2 separate regions of the Homo sapiens genome follow, and region 1 is linked to region 2. Evidence: read pairs that join two places in POLR2A ChIA-PET (ENCODE). Cell type or tissue: K562. All regions are shown on one strand. Links, peaks and the distances in the headings refer to the core of each region. The heading gives the core; the rest is flanking DNA.

Region 1 (2,804 bases), core at 59-2,558, 1.3 Mb after region 2:
TTCTAATTCTGAAACCTAATTTACCTCAAACTTGTAGGCTTTAAAAATTCTGGAATAACGTGTCTTTGAAGATCACATACTTGAACTCAGTTTTTTATGAACGAGAAAACTAAAGCTTAGAAAGGTTAACTAACATATGAGTTAGTAGAAGTTGTAGTAATAATAGTAGTAGATCACTCAGATATCTTAAATGTTATTCAGATGTTCTTTTGATTTCCTTCATTGTAGGGGAAGAAGAGAAGGCAAGAGCTTTTGGAACTCTTAAAAAACTGAGGAATGGGGCAGAGAAATTGGTCTCCCTGCCAAACAAAATAAGTCTACATGCTAACTTCAATCAACCAACTTTCAGTTGAGCCTTTTCAAAACACTATGATTTTTTTTTTAAAGTTTTTCTGAAAAGCATTTCTTAGCCAGGCACAGTGAATCACACCTGTAATCCCAACGCTTTGGGAGGCCAATGCGGGTGAATCGCTTGAGGTCAGGAGTTCGAGACCAGCCTGGCCAACATGGCAAAACCCTGTCTCTACTAAAAACACAAAAATCAGCTGGGTGTGGTGGCACACACCTATAATCCCAGCTACTCAGGAGGCTGGGGCACAAGAATCGTCTGGGAGGCGAAGGTTGCGGTGAGCCGAGATCACGCCACTGCACTCCAGCATGGGCAACAGAGCAAGACTCTGTCTCAGGAAAAAAAAAGAAAAAGAAAAGCATTTCTCTGAAAAACCTAACAAACCTACCTACTCTGACTACATAAAGTCACAGAATTTTTAAAACTTTAAAATATCTTATATATAATAAACTTCTCCACCAGAAGTGAATAACTCAGAATGCTGATTAAAACAGTCCAGCTTACAGAATATTTTAACACAATTATGTATTAAGTTACACATACTACATGCACAATGCTATGCTAAATGCCAACAGAAAGAAGCTTCCTCAGGAGCTTGTTTTCTAAGTGTAGCAATAATAGATAAACATGCAGAACTTTAAACAATTCAAGAGTTATCCCAACTTCCAAATATAAAACTACTAAAGAGTTCCCAAATATGTAACTACTAAATGGGTATCAGATAATAAATGCTTTAGGATTTCAAAGAAAAAAGACATTGCTATAGAGTAGCCACTAGTGTATCACTAGTGTCCAGGCCCTGACAAATAGATAAAATTTCAATAATTAGAGTACACTGCAAATAAGAAAACTGATGATAATAAAAATAATAAAGCCAGACCTAAGGCAATTTGGAAATTTACTGTTAGCATATAATATGGTTCAAAAATATTAAAGTTCTTTTTAGAAACAGAAGGAAGTTCATGGCTTTAGAGTAAAATTGTCCTCTAATGCTTATTGCTTGGCATTTTGAATGATCCTTAATATTCTGGAAACTTAGGTTTCTCATTTGTAAAATGTAGATTCTATTTATTTTCTAAGGTGAATAGGTGAATTAAATGAACTATAATAAGTAAGCTGACCAGCAACGTACCTGGCACGACATAATTACTCATGAAATGTTAGTTTATTTAGTTTATGACAGATGAGGATGTTAAAGTTCAAAACTGCAAGACTTGCTCAGGGTCACACAGCATTTAGTAGAAACGCTAATAACACTATAACCTAAGCCTTTTGAGTCATTCCAGTGCCCCTTTCATAATATTATACTGCTCTCCTTTAGCAAAACCACACGAGTTAAAATCTAATCTTCGTGATTCAGAAAACAAAATCTTTCAGTGTCTCCGGGTCATCTCTTTGGTTGATTTTATTAGCTTTAATATTTTTTGTTATTTTGGTGGTTTCTTTCATTATAAAAATCAGTCATCACCTTGCTATAACAGAATACCAGGACAGAAGATAAAGTTGACTTTGTATTTATCCTGAAAGTTACTTCTAAGGAAATAAAGGCAACCTAACAGCCTTTATCAGTTATTTGTTTCTCATCAACCTACAGAGAAAAATTCTACTCCCACCTTCATTCTAGTGAAAAAAAATTAGAGGACAGCTGCATCAATAGAACATAATCTTTTCTTTCAAACAGATCAAAAGATCCTACTGCATTTATGTTTTTAAAAAATCATTAGAGTAGGAATACTGGAATTTCTGGCTTGTTTTCTAAAGTAGGAAAAAAAGGAATCCACATTAAATAGAACAAAGATCATATATAGAAAAAATAACTCTTCAAATTATTCTGGCAGCTAAGTTTTCATCATTTTCAACTATAAGAAAGCACATTATCTAAATGTGAGTCTGGTAATTTAATGGACAAGGTACAAGCACAACAACGAGTAAGACAAATACAAGCTAAATGTTCAGTTTGAGTAAGGGCCAAGCAGACTGAGTAATTAAAAAAGCGTTTTCACCAGACATCCCTGTAGCTGAAAGACTAGACACTGCTAAAACATTGGCTTCATCTCTAAACCACTTAGATTTTAAACGAATTCAAAAGGTGTCATAATACACTTTCATATTTTCTTTTAATTCCCATATAGACTGAACCCTGAATCAGACCTTCAAAATCAGATGTCATGGAAGACAAATTATGTCCTACTATATTTAATTCAATACTTTCAGATTAAGAAATCACTTTAAAGGCAAAAATAGTTAATATGTACAAAAGAAAATGAGGATGAGCAAGTTCAGAGGGGAAAGCTCTGTTTCAGGCTGCATTGAAGAGTTTGAAATTCATGAACTAAGGATAGGTAAGGACATGAAGACTGGATTAGCCCTAATATCTATTTCCAGCCAAGATAGAATAACAAGGGCTGAGTTCATACTCTTGTCTGAAACAACCCAAGAAACCAAACGGAATATA
Region 2 (2,804 bases), core at 153-2,652:
ATTCTGCAAGGAACCATCTATACTCAGTCTCTACCATCTCATTTCTTGCTACATAGCAAACAACGTTCTAAGAATTTTACATATATTGACTTATGGAAGCCTGACAACATCACTGTGATGTAAGTGCTATTGTTATTTACATTTTATGGATGAGGACAAGGAGGCACTGAACAGCAAAGTATTTGCCCTGGATCACCAGGATTTGGGCAAAGGTATGCTCTGAGACCTTTTTCCCCGCCTTATGCCCATTACAAGGTACCTTGAATGAAAAAATACACAAGAACATTGCATGGACCTGTCTCATTTATTGATTCATTCATTTCTTCATTATTTAACACTTACTGGAGGCCTACCATGTGCAAGACAAGAGAAAGACATGAGTCTGCTGTTGACATGGTCAGAGTCCAAAATGGGAGGCAGGCCTGCAATATAGCATAAGAAGAGCTCTGGTAAATAGGTGACAGGGGGCTAGGGAAGCCCAAAGGAAGCAGCTCACTTTGCTCATAGCGGTGGTTCCCGAATTTCACCATGCATTGGAATCACCTGAGATCTTTCAAAACTACCAATTCCTGCCTCCCACCCCAAGATATTATGACTTAATTGACATGGCGGTTGGATTTAAAAGCTCTCCAGGTGATTCTAATGTTCAGCAACATTTGGGAAACACTGGCTTCAAGGGTAATGAGTAGGGAGTTTGGTTTGTAACAACACAAAGCCTAGCTTAAACTATCTTAAGAATAGAAAATGAAGTGGGTAAGGTGTTGTGCCAAACCCCTATCAACTCCCAGAGAGATGGCACCAGCCTCAAGGGGCTGAAGAAGAGACCCAGAGCCAGCAAACGAGACATAGGGTTTTACTGGGGCTCACAAACAGGGGAGAGAGTCCAGTGGTGGCGGACTGGGCAGAAGAACCACACTGCTGCGAAACCATGCAGTTTACATAGCATTTTCACTTAACACCCTCCCCCTAACAACCTCCACTTGACAAACTGCATTTAACCCCTCAAAAGGGCCTGGATCCCATGTATGGAATTGTGGCTGGGCTGGGGGCACTCAGATGTTCCTCATAGATAAGGAATGAGTCTCCGGGTTGGCCACTCTGGGATTCCTTAGCTCAGAACTCTAAACACACATTCAGGTGCGTCTGTTACACAGGGTCATTCTCAGGGTATGCTTAAGTTATCACTGCCAGTTGCGTCTACCATGCACCGATGCATCTACCATAAAGGAGGGGAGTTGTGTATTGGCTTACATTAGATTTTTAAAAGATGGTCAAAGGCTATATGGTTCCTGAAAGGGTTTGATCCAGGTCTCAAAAGATGTCATCAGGATAGTGTTTTCCTTTTTTCCCAGTGATGGTTGCATTCTAAGTCTCCCATTGGTTGCAAGATGCAGCAGTTCCAATCTCTGTTCCTGCTTCCCTCACATCCAGTGCAAAGAAGAGGTCTGAGGTTCTTATATCTCAAAAACCTAGCATTGCATTTCATTGGCTCTGGTTTGGGCCTGAGCCAATGACTGGGGCCACAGAGGTGGAGACTGCTGATGGCTTAATCTAGTCATGTGTCCCACCTCTGGGGCCAGAAATTGGAGGCAGTCTCATCTAGAAGGCCGTGGTAGAGAATGGAGGATTTGTAACAGATCCTGCAGGGAGATGAGGGTGAGGAGGTAGTCAGGGCTAGACAGAGGAGAGTTGCTGTATTTTGTAGGAGGTAGAGGTATTTAAGTAGGAGAATGATAACATGACTTTTGTATTTTAAGATGCCACTCTGCCAGTTATGGAGAAAACATGTAACTTTTTTTTATTTCTTTTTTTTTTAAGACACAGTCTCGTTCTGTCACCCAGGCTGGAGTGCAGTGGCGAGATCTCAGCTCACTGTTACCTCTGCCTTGCAGGTTGAAGCGATTCTCATGCCTCAGCCTGCAGAGTAGCTGGGACTACAGGCGTGCACTACCACGCCCATCTAATTTTTTTGTATTTTTAATAGAGATGGCATTTTGCTATGTTGGCCAGGCTGATCTTGAACTCCTGGGCTGAAGCCATCCTCCTGCCTCGGCCCCAAAGTGCTGGGGTTACAGGCATGAGCCTGGTCATGAATTTTTAAAAAAGGTGTATAGGCTGCGTACAGTGGCTCACACCTGTAATCCCAGTGCTTTGCATGCCAAGGCAAGAGGATAGGAGACAGGTAAATGACCATACTGTGACAAATGCTAAAATGGAGGTTTGCTTGAAAAGGCTAGGGAGAGCAAAGTAGGAAGGAGCAATCTGAGTGTGACTTGAGCCCAGGAGTTCGAGACCCTATGTATTAAAAAAAAAAAAAAAGAGAGAGAGAGAGAAATTAGCTGGATGTGGTGGTTCATGCCTGTAGTCCTAGCTACTCAGGAGGCTAAGGTGGGACGATCACTTGAGCCCCAGGAGTTTGAAGCTGCATTGAGCTATGATTGCACCACGCACTCCAGCCTGGGTGACAGAATGCGACTCAGTCTCTTTTAAAAAGGTAATTGTAGTTGTTCAGAGGAGAGATATTGGGAACCTAAACTAAGACAGCAACAATAGGGATGAATAGTGGGGAGGGGATTCAAGAGATGTGTCTGAACTATAATTTAAAGGATTTGTTAACCAACTGGAAAAGAAGATTTAGACAAAGAGAGAAACCACAGAACCACAGAAGAACCACTAAGAATTCCAGTTCGGGAAATGGGGTGGATGGTGATACCATCAGTGAGATTTGGAATATAGATCATTAAGAGGGTTTTGGACAATGCACTTTGGACATGCTGACTTTGAGATGTGTTGAAGGCATCCAG

The links. Peaks named below come from ENCODE experiments on the same cell type or tissue, not always from the same donor. Only the 100,000 strongest peaks of a DNase experiment are listed, where the experiment ranks them.
Region 1: POLR2A ChIA-PET joins it to region 2 with 8 read pairs; 2 of 35 experiments call an interaction of 5 or more read pairs at or near these places.

The regions. Positions count from the first base shown.
Region 1 is chr11:13,421,958-13,424,761 of GRCh38, forward strand. The region is part of intron 2 of BTBD10 (BTB domain containing 10); the gene reads right to left. Among named protein-coding and RNA genes, the nearest start is that of BTBD10, 40 kb to the right of the region's middle. In K562, for the core only: no CTCF peak of the experiment used is centred there; no DNase peak of the experiment used is centred there.
Region 2 is chr11:12,095,928-12,098,731 of GRCh38, forward strand. No RefSeq gene overlaps it. Among named protein-coding and RNA genes, the nearest start is that of LINC02989, 10 kb to the left of the region's middle. In K562, for the core only: no CTCF peak of the experiment used is centred there; a DNase peak (open chromatin) is centred at 1,529.